Regions from separate parts of the Homo sapiens genome. Here region 1 is linked to region 2. Evidence: read pairs that join two places in POLR2A ChIA-PET (ENCODE). Cell type or tissue: Caco-2. All regions are shown on one strand. Links, peaks and the distances in the headings refer to the core of each region. The heading gives the core; the rest is flanking DNA.

The links. Peaks named below come from ENCODE experiments on the same cell type or tissue, not always from the same donor. Only the 100,000 strongest peaks of a DNase experiment are listed, where the experiment ranks them.
Region 1: POLR2A ChIA-PET joins it to region 2 with 11 read pairs; 3 of 35 experiments call an interaction of 5 or more read pairs at or near these places.

The regions. Positions count from the first base shown.
Region 1 is chr6:26,305,659-26,311,039 of GRCh38, forward strand. No RefSeq gene overlaps it. Among named protein-coding and RNA genes, the nearest start is that of TRS-GCT6-1, 2.8 kb to the left of the region's middle. RefSeq lists a cis regulatory region at 4,198-4,312. In Caco-2, for the core only: no CTCF peak of the experiment used is centred there; no DNase peak of the experiment used is centred there.
Region 2 is chr6:26,029,128-26,034,508 of GRCh38, forward strand. It overlaps H3C2 (H3 clustered histone 2), which reads right to left and starts at 2,972. Exons shown (of 1, transcript NM_003537.4): 1 at 2,462-2,972. The coding sequence starts at 2,933. The coding sequence ends at 2,523. It overlaps H2AC4 (H2A clustered histone 4), which reads right to left and starts at 4,491. Exons shown (of 1, transcript NM_003513.3): 1 at 3,965-4,491. The coding sequence starts at 4,441. The coding sequence ends at 4,049. RefSeq lists enhancers at 2,609-2,838, 2,879-2,998, 3,936-4,565, 4,869-4,928, 4,969-5,018 and 1 more and a silencer at 4,349-4,448. In Caco-2, for the core only: no CTCF peak of the experiment used is centred there; DNase peaks (open chromatin) are centred at 3,054, 3,438 and 4,404; H3K4me3 peaks cover 2,815 bases.

The sequences.
Region 1 (5,381 bases), core at 261-5,260, 280 kb after region 2:
GATAAATGGCCCTCTTACTCTCATAAAGGAAGAAAAACTAAAGAGGAGACTGGGAGGGAGGAATAGACCCTAATAAAGATGACAAAGTACACTTTCTAAGGGAAAAATAAGAGAAATTAAAAAGGAAAAACGAATTAGTGACTGCTCCTGTTTTTTAAATCAAATTGGATTTTGTCTTTTTTCTTAGGTCATGTATATGAACACCATCATTAAACCAGGTATGTCTGTTGTTGCATTCCTGGACACTCCCTGGTAGGATTCCCAGAGGGATGCCTGCCATATGATGGCACTAACGCATCTGAGAAATAACCATTGTCTCTCCTAGAAGCCCAAGTGGGTGACTGGTAAAGTGTTGAAGTGATGGGTTACAGTCAAATTGTGATTGGTTCTGAGTGTCAGACCCTAGAGTTTGGACTGTATCTTAAAGAATCGTGGGGCCATCTGAGGGATTTTTGTTTTGTTTTTGCTTATTTTGCACAAAGAAATGTGATGAAAATGATACTTAGTGTTGTCATTTTTATTATCTGTTTGTATTTCATTTAAATTCTAAATTAAAAAAATAAATTTATTTTTATAGAGACAGGGTCTCACTATGTCACTCTGTTGCACAGGCTAGCCTCAAACTCCTAGGCTCAAGCAATCCACCCACCTTGGTTTACCCAAAGTACTGGGATTACAGGCATGAGCCACCATGTCCAACCTTTCTTTGGTTGTTTCTGACTCATTTCATCACAATCAGAGAAGTCAGTCTGATGCTAATGTTCTGTGAAATTAGGCAAAACAGAAGAACCCCATGACTTAGCAGTGACTGCCTGGCCGATTCCTGACAATATGCAGGCCTAGTGAATACGGTCAGACCAGTTCCTGGATACCAGGGGCTGTTTTCTCACCTATACCCAATAAAATTACAAAAACAATAATATTGTGTATGTGTGTGTTTTGACATGATGTAGCATTAAAAAAATAAGGCCGGGCACAGTGGCTCACACCTGTAATCCCAGCACTTTGGGAGGCCAAGGCTGGAGGATCGCTTAGGCAACATGACGAAACCCCGACTCCACAAAATATACAAAAAATTAACCGAGTGTGGTGGCTGGTGCCTGTAGTCCCAGCTACTTGGAAGGCTGTGTTGAGAGGATCAGCTGAGCCTGGGAGGGCGAGGCTGCATCAAGCCATAATCACACTACTGCACTCCAGCCTGGGTAACAGAGTGACAGAGTAAGACCCTGTCTCAAAAGCAAAGCAAAGCAAAGCAAAGCAATTAAGAATATGATCAAGATTCAAACTGTATCCCCTAGGGAGTTACCAAGGAATTACCTAACAAATATCAGACATATTAGGTATCAAATCACCATCAAAACATAGCAGGCCAGGAAATGTACGAATTTTCATTTTTTTAAAGCTTCAGTTAGCAACAAATTCTAAAGTGTTCTGAAAAGAAAAACTATTGCTTGGTCTTGATTGTGTTTGGATTAGAAATTATAAAGCATGATAAACAAACCTGGACCTGAAGGGTTCATTAGTTCTTTGATTCATTCAATGTTTTGATGAATATTTATTGAGCATTGCGTATGTTCCAGGCATTGTTCTAAGAACAAATGTATATGCCACACACAAAATTCCCTGCCCTGGTGAAACCTAATTATGTAGAAATAAGCAATAAACAACTTATAAAGCAAAATATAGGCCAAGCACAGTGGCTCACACCTATAATCATAGCACTTTGGAAAGCCAAGGCAGGCAGATTCCTTGAACTCAGGAGTTTGAGACCAGCCTAGGCAACATGGTGAAACCTCATCTCTACAAAAAATACCAAAATTAGCTGGGCGTGGCGGTGCACATCTGTAGTCCCAGCTACTCAGGAGGCTGAGGAGGGAGGATCGCTTGAACCCAGGAGGTCGAAGTTCAGTGAGCCAAGATTGCACCACTGCACTCCAGCCTGGATGGCAAAGTGAGACCTTGTCTCACCAAAAAAAAAAAAGCAAAATACACAGTATGTCAGAGGATGGTATATGCATAGGAGTGGTGGCAAGTTAAATAGGGTGGTCAGGGGAAAATTAGCTCAGTGGTTTTCCATGCTGCACATTTGAATCCATAGGGAACTTTTGAGAAGGATTCATGTCAGGGCATTATCCCTATAGATTCTAATTCACTTGTTCAGTCATGATATTAAAAGAGAGTAGCAGTCAAGCTCTTCAATACTGGCTTGATCATAAAGGAAGATACACAATGGAAAACTAGTTTTAAAAAGGTGAGGCAAGAGATAATTTTCCCAATCCAAAAGGTACCAGGAATTGCTCCCAATACAGCACTTCCTGACCAAGCAAAAGAAGGTGTCTGCAAAATATCAGTCATAGCATTAGACCAGCTCCAATTAGGGCTTATTCTGCCCTGAGGTCTTTACAGTGTTTAACAGTGTGGTGGCCACACTTCCTGTGTAAACTCCTCCCTTTGAATGTTGGCTGGATCTAGTGACCTGCTCCTAACCTACAGAATATAAAAAATGTGATAGGATATTACTTTCATGATATCTCATGTGAGATATGTGTCTGTTGTTTTAAGCTGCCAATTTGGGTGCAATTTGTTATACAACAGATAACTAATACATGCAGGAAGGCCTGATCAGCCAGAGAGCAGTGGATCCTATGGCTGAAAGGGAGTATAGTTGAGAATGTAAAAATACAAGACATCATTGCCATAAATTTGCCAAGTCTGAGTTCAGATGCTAATCATTACATCATAGACCCTTTCCATAAGATTCTCCTATTGAAAGACTTGTGTATAAGCTTGGTGTAAATCTATACATTATCTTTTTTAAAAAAGCCATGACCAATAGATTAAATCTAAAGAGCATTAACAAATGCCTGCTATTTATTAATAAAGGGTATGGTAGGCTAAATAATGACCCCCAAAATAGGTCCACAACCAATCACCAGAACCTGTGAATAAGTTACCTTATGTTACCTTAAGTGGTCAAAGGAATTTTGCAGATGGGATTTCATTGAAGATTTTGAGATGGGGAGATTATCTTGGATTATCTAAGTGGGTCCAATGTAATCAAGAGGGTCCTATAAAAGGAAGGCAGGAGGTTCAGAGTCAGGAAAAGAAAATGTGACTACAGAAGCAAGAAGTGATGCAAGGAAGGGGCCACTAGAAGCTGAAAACGCCAGGAAAATGAATTATCTCATGATGTCTCCAGAAGATACACAGCCCTGCTAATACTTTTATTGTAGACTTCTGATATCCAAAACTGCAAAAAAACATTTAATTCACGTTGTCTTAGCCAGGGATGGTGGTGTGCACCTGCAGTCCTAGCTACTTGGGAGGCTGACAGGGAACGATTACTTGAACCCAGGAGTTTGAGGCTGCAATGAGCTATGATTGTGCCACTACAGTCCAGCCTGAGTGATAGTGTAAGACCCTATTTTAAAAAATAAATAGGCCGGATGCGGTGGCTCACGCCTGTAACCCCAGCACTTTGGGAGGTTGAGGCGGTCAGATCAAGGTCAGGAGGTCGAGACAAGCCTGGCCAACATAGTGAAACCCCGTCCCTACTAAAAGTACAAAAAATTAGCCGGGCTTTGTGGCGGGTGCCTGTAATCCCAGCTACTCAGGAGGCTGAGGCAGGAGAATGTCTTGAACCCGGGAGGTGGAGGTTGCAGTGAGATGAGATTGTGCCATTGCACTCCAGCCTGGGCGACAGAGCAAGACTCTGTCTCAAAAACAAATAAATAAATAACAAAAAATAAATTCATATTGTCTTAAACCACCAAATTTGTGGTAAGCAATAGGAAGCTAATAAAAAGCCACTAAGATAGTACCATGAATAGGGCTAAACAGGCAGAAAGAAGTCTACAGGGCTTTTTTCTGGAACAATTTTTAGAGGCCAGAGGAGTTCATGGAGCTCACTTTTGTTGTCATTGAGAGCCCTGGAGGATATGTTTTGAACTGTAGAGAGAGTCAACAGAAGGAATTTAGAGTCCCACCAACAGTTGGGATTTCTGTATTTGGAGTCCAGAGTGTTAACCGTTATACCATGGTATCTTTGTATAACAAAGGTTCTAGGGAAGACTTGTATACTATTGCATCTGGTCAGTTAACCTTTAAAATGGGCATAGATTCAATGTAAGGAACACTAATAGCTTCTCATAGGGAGAAAAATGCAGGTTCTCAGATGACTCAATTTGTGGTTTGCACATATTCATGCCCGAGTCCAGAGATAGCATAGAGAGCATTCGGAGTGAGCTCTGAAGAAGAAAAAAGTCATAGGTGGGGCCTCTGACACATGAACCTTTACTCATCCCAGCAGATGATTAACTTACAGTGGTCTAACTGACTTCAGGCTCCAGCAAAGCAAAGCAAAGCTTTCAAAAGAAGAGCTTCTAGGATACATGAGGGTGATGGGCAGTGGACAACTTTCAGTAGCCAGAGAAAAGAGCAAGAAGCGGGATGTTGCTCCAGAAAAGAAGTGCAAATATGTGAGACTATCTATACATGCCCAAGTGTGCTTCTCCATTTGGGTAAACTCAAGAGCAAGGTCACCAAAACTGAGACAGGTCCACTGAAATTTGAAGCCTAGGTGCTAGCCATTAAGTCACCAGGACATGGAAATTGAATCCCTACTGAAAGACTGATGTGTACTTTTAACATACCAGCTAATCTTTCAAATAATGTGGACAATGCATTAGCTTAAGGAGTTTGGATGGCGCCCCAACTGAGTACAAACGGCAGAGGCTCTAAGATGTGTACAACTGCAGTGCTGTGCAGTCCAAACATTTTAAGGACAGTGTTAGTGCTTAGAAGCAGATGGGACGCTTTAAATAGGCTCTAGAAAAGGAAGAAACTGAGATTGGGGGCTGTAAAACAAACTCTTAATCACTGGGGCCAAGATTCTAACTTACCAGAATCTGAGAAACTCTGGGCAAAAAGGCAAAAAGAGACATCAAGTAAAATAGGAGTAGGGCTAAAATTTCAGAGGTCAGTAGATAGAGACAGTTTTCTCTAGGACAGAGTGCCATGATGATTGGCAGCGCTTGCAGCCAAGTGGGTACACCTCGAAGGTGGGCTAATGATTTAAGAGAACCACAGAGGAACATTGACCAAGATGTTGCTAAAATCCCAAAGAGATTTGGACTCAAATTCCTGGATTCAGCATCCCGAGTGCTAACCGATATACTATGGGACCCTTACATGGGGCACTTGCTACTATAATTCTTATGTAAATCCTTGCATTTTGAGGGGCTTCCAAAGAAGAAAACATTCGCGGGAGGGACCTCTGACACATAAACCATTAAGCACCCTGAGCACTCAAATAACACCCTGGCTGCCTTTGGGAACTCAGGGAAGTGTGGATGCTAAGAGAAAAGACCAAGAATGTACAA
Region 2 (5,381 bases), core at 297-5,296:
TTCAGTTACTTCAGGCCATCTAGAGGCATACGTGCAGTTCACAGGGGATATGATGGCTTAGCTTCGGCTCAGAGGCCTGACAAACTGAACAACTGGGAACAAACAACATTTAATGCACACAATCTCTATCTTGTAGGGAGGCAAAATTTTACCTCTACTCTGTTAGGGTCTCCAGCTGGACCTGATAATTCATTTGCCATAAAACAGATTAGCAGAATGAAAGCATACAAATGTATTTAATGTAAATTTTATGGGACAGGAGAACCCTCATAAAAAAGTGAAGCCCCAAAGAAATGGCAAAAGCTAAATGCTTTCACATTAAGTTAAAGAGAGGCAATTGTGGGAAAGTAAACCATATGAGGAGATTAAAGGAATATATGATTATTTTAACAAGGTTTGTTTGTGTATAGAAGTCTCTCGGCTATGACTCCCTGCTGTGTTTGTGCAGAATTATCTCATCTATGCCTCTGGGCTGAAGAATATGTCTTTTCACCTGGTACAAGCAGAGCATTTTTCACATTGGAACTTTTATCTCCTGTTTTCAGAAAGAAAAGTTTAGAAGAATTCCCTTCTTGAATGCTGTTTTTGAAGTGCCTTTAGCTCAAAAGAATCCTGATCCCACAGTGGTCTATTTTTGGATGGTATATTCTGCAAACAACACCCCCTTTTTGTCTCCAATCTCTCCTTAATTACTCCTCTAATACAAAACAATAGATTCTTAATATAATATTAAAATGTTTGCACTACTCACAAATACAAAATGCTCAATAAATTTTCTTTCACAAATGAGAATTTCATCCATTCGTTAATTTTTAAATATCAACTGTCAATGAAGAGTTACAGCAGAATCCTTGTTCTGTTGAGGAGGGGGCAAAGAATGTAAGTGAGGGAGTGGAAAATAGCTGGACTGAGCTACCACCCCCTGTCCATCTGATCCTCAGACAGTAATGTAACTTTATTCTTTTATGCTATTCGTCAGACCCAGTACCTCCAACACATTTGTTTCCTACAGATAAAGAAAATATAAAAAGTCAAGCGCTATACATCAGATCCAGCACATCTATAACTGGAAAAAAAATACTTGACCTTCAGCTGGGCCCAGAGCTTGTGAGTAGTCACCTTGGCATAGACCAAGTCCATTGGCATCTCTAACATATCTATACTGTCTGTGGATAACAAATGTCTATGCCAGTTAGAGTCGCTTGTATAAGAGTCAAGAAAAACGAATCATAAAACAAACTGACATATTCATTTTCATAATTTTTAAAATGCAAATATTACTTTATAAACCAAAAACTGCCTTATTAAAAGCTGGAACACAAATGAATTTAAGTAAACGATGCAATTCAAATTTAATCTTTTGTGTGTGTGATTTGTTGTTGTTGACAGTTGGTCAGGCGATTTTAGTATGGTACATCAGTTTACATTCTAGATGTAGGCCAAGAAAGAATGTTAGGTGTAAAAAATATTTATTGTAAAAAAGAATGTGAGGCAAGGTCTTTGGAATTAGTAGTTTTAATGTTGGACATTCTGTGGTTGTTCTAAAGTTAGTCTGTAAAATGTGATGTAAAAGCTATATGATAAAAAAATACAAAATATAAAAATTTTAAAGTAAATATTACTTTTGTTTGCGTACAGTATTCCCATCCCTCTAAATTTTCTTCCAGTACTCAATCCCCAACCTCCAAAACCGAAAAGCAAGATCAACAGAAAGAAAATGGTTAAAACTTGTAAATTCTAGATTTTAATAACTACAGGCAAGAAGTACTGAAAAAAAGAATGTGGCATGTCATGGTGCATAGTCCTAGAGGAGACAAAGCAATGCAACCAGATAGACTATTTACAAGCAAAGCCACACATATAAAAATTCATATATAAGGGATTAAATTATGCTTGGTCGACAGACTGACAGATTTAAAGTGGGTAGCTAGCTATGGATAAAATGAGAGCCAGTTAGATCCCTGCCTCACATTTTGCACCAGAATAAATTTCAGGTTAATGTTAACAGCCAAATGAATTTAACAGTATATATATATATATATATATATATAATATATGAGAAAACCTAGGGGACTATGTATTGAGCTGAGAAAATCTTCCTAAGCATTTTGAGGAAGACACTGGAACTCGCAAGACACAATTTTCTAATCTTTTCAAAGCTTTGCAAAAATGCCTAGTAAGCGCCAGTTAACTACTTACCAGATTTTTCCCTTACTCTTACAAAGTTGTTTAAACAAATGCTAATCATAGCAAGCTAGAGGCCTGAATGATAGTGGACTTACACAGCTTCTCTCCAAATAGCACCTTAATAAGGTCAGAAATAACCTACACTGCAAGACTGACCAAACCGTTATTTCTGTTAATCAACTTTAAGACCATAGTCTAATGCTTTCCGGGGGGGTCCTTAGAAATTTGTTCTGTTAAGACAACAAAAAATTATCACAGCTACTTTCGTTGGAATAAGTGGGTGGCTCTGAAAAGAGCCTTTGGGTTTTAAGACTGATGAAAAAGTGACTTTACATTTACGCTCTTTCTCCGCGAATGCGGCGAGCGAGCTGGATGTCTTTGGGCATAATAGTCACTCGCTTAGCATGGATGGCGCAAAGGTTTGTGTCCTCAAAGAGCCCTACCAAGTAGGCCTCACAAGCCTCCTGCAGCGCCATCACCGCAGAGCTCTGGAAGCGAAGATCGGTCTTGAAGTCTTGGGCGATTTCTCGCACCAGGCGCTGGAACGGCAGCTTCCGAATCAGCAACTCGGTCGACTTTTGGTAGCGGCGGATCTCGCGCAGAGCCACAGTGCCCGGGCGGTAACGGTGAGGCTTTTTCACGCCGCCGGTAGCCGGCGCGCTCTTGCGAGCAGCCTTGGTAGCCAGCTGCTTGCGTGGCGCTTTACCGCCGGTGGATTTCCGAGCTGTCTGTTTAGTACGAGCCATGGCAAAACCACAGAAAAGCTTGCCTGCAGAGACGTCTGTGGAGGAAAGGAAAGAGCTACTCTTCTTTTATAGAGTCAGACCACCAACTATTGGACCCAAGAAAATTCAAAAATCCCCGCGCCCTTCTTGGATTGGTCCATCTCTGTGCCTGGTTGCAGATTAAGAGAGGCTCCTGCCCATTACCGTAGCTACTCTGACGTCATTTTGTTAACCCCTTAGCTGCTATATCCACTGTGGACAAGTCTTGTACTGGAAAAGTTTCCTGAAGTCTTAAAATTTACAACCACACAAAGCAACGCGGAAACCTCCAATTGTTTCTAGTTAAAATATAAAAAAGAAATCAGAGAATATTGGAGACGATTAGGGAAATTTGCATATGCGCTTTATTTAAAATTGTATTTTTCTGGGTGTCGCATAAGAAGTGTGGGCAATTAGAAAAATGCTCTTAGCCGGGCGTGGCGGCTCTCGCCTGTAATCCCAGCTACTCAGAAGGCTGTCAAGAGGATCGCTTGAGCCCGAGTTCGAGGTTACAGTGAGCTGTTATCACGCCGCTGCACTGCAGCTTGGGCGAGAGGGAGACTCCACCCCAAAACAAAGCAAAACATCCCCAAACTGGAAAAAAGCTCATTTTGGGAAATACATACTCAAATGTTCAGTGGTAATGTGTGTGCTCTCAATTGTGTATGCCATTAATTGCTACAGCAAATGGTATGACATATTCAAACTTGTGTGGGGCATGCGGGTTTTAACACTTCCATTCAAGATAGTTAGGAATGCACTCATGGGTATAATTTCCTTCCTCTAAAATGTAGTAACTGCTGTGTGTGAAACTTAACGCGAATCACCCCTGTAAACATGTTTTGTGCTGCATGGCACTTCTCCCACATACCTAGAATTCCTGAGGTTTCTATGGATCTAATTTCTGCAGGACAAATTACTAAAAGTGCCACACTCAAAGCCATTAAAAACACCTCAAAAACATCTTTATGGGCGGCATAATCCAAAGCACAACAGCTCATTTAATGGAAGTCGTAGGTGGCTCTGAAAAGAGCCTTTGCTGTTAGGCTGATTTTGTCTGCTGACAGAAAAACAGCAGTGCATGAAGCGTTAACTCTTCACTTTCCCTTGGCCTTATGATGGCTCTCAGTTTTCTTAGGCAGCAGCACCGCCTGAATATTAGGCAAAACGCCACCCTGCGCGATGGTCACACGCCCCAAGAGTTTATTAAGCTCCTCGTCATTGCGGATGGCCAATTGCAGGTGGCGCGGGATGATGCGGGTCTTCTTGTTGTCGCGGGCCGCATTGCCCGCCAGCTCCAGGATCTCGGCGGTCAGGTACTCAAGCACCGCCGCGAGATACACCGGCGCGCCAGCCCCGACGCGCTCGGAGTAGTTGCCTTTGCGGAGCAGGCGGTGCACTCGGCCCACAGGAAACTGCAAACCTGCACGAGAAGACCGAGTCTTAGCCTTGGCGCGAGCTTTACCGCCTTGTTTGCCGCGACCAGACATAACTACTTCTGATAAGGGAAAATCGCCACAAGAAAATGTAATGAAACTACATTAGAACGCAAGGCAGAGAAGTATTTATACTGACTGGAGGTAGGCTGTGAGGAATTCTCCCATTGGCTAATGTCAAATACCCAATGGGAAATCAGAATCTGCATCCTTCATTTGCATGTAATCCTTCCGTCTGGTGTAAGGTTTATGTTTGACCCAATCCCCAGTCTGGCTTGACGAGCCTTCGACTTGAATACTAATAATAATTGGCCGAATTAGGATTTTGTCAAAATACCTTTTTTAAGCATGAGTGGAGGTTTTGTTCTGGTTATTTTGACTTTCAGCCGCTCGTGCTTTTCCCGGATTGTGACTCATGTTTTTGGAAAGGAGTGGACTCCGACCAATTTCTAAATAGATATTTAAGAGGTCCTTCAAATCGGGCGCAGTGGCTCATGCCCGTAATACCAGCACTTTGGGAGGCCGAGGACGGCGGGTCAGGCGTTCGAGACCAGCGTGGACAACATGGAGAAACCCTGTCTCCAGTAAAATAACCAAAAAAGAAACGGGGGAGAAAAAGAAAAAAAAAAGCCGGGCTTGGTAGTGCACGCCTGTAGTTCCAGTTACTCGAGAAGCTGAGGTGGGAGGATCGCTTGAACCCGAGAGGAGGAGGTTGCAGTGAGTTCACATAGAGCCACCACACTCCAGCGTGGGCGACAGAGCCAGAAGACTGTGTCTCAAAGACAAAAAAAGGGGAGGGGGAGTGGGAGGGAAGAAAAGCGAATACCCCAAATCCCAGTGAACTGTAGAAGCTTATAAGCTCTCTTGATTCATAAGGGAGAAAGAAGGGGGATGTAGGCAACTTAGGGGAGAGTATATGATTTTGGAGAAAAATAAATGGGTGTTTCAAAGAATAGGTGACAGCTGTGACAAAGTCTGTTTAGATGGTGTTAAC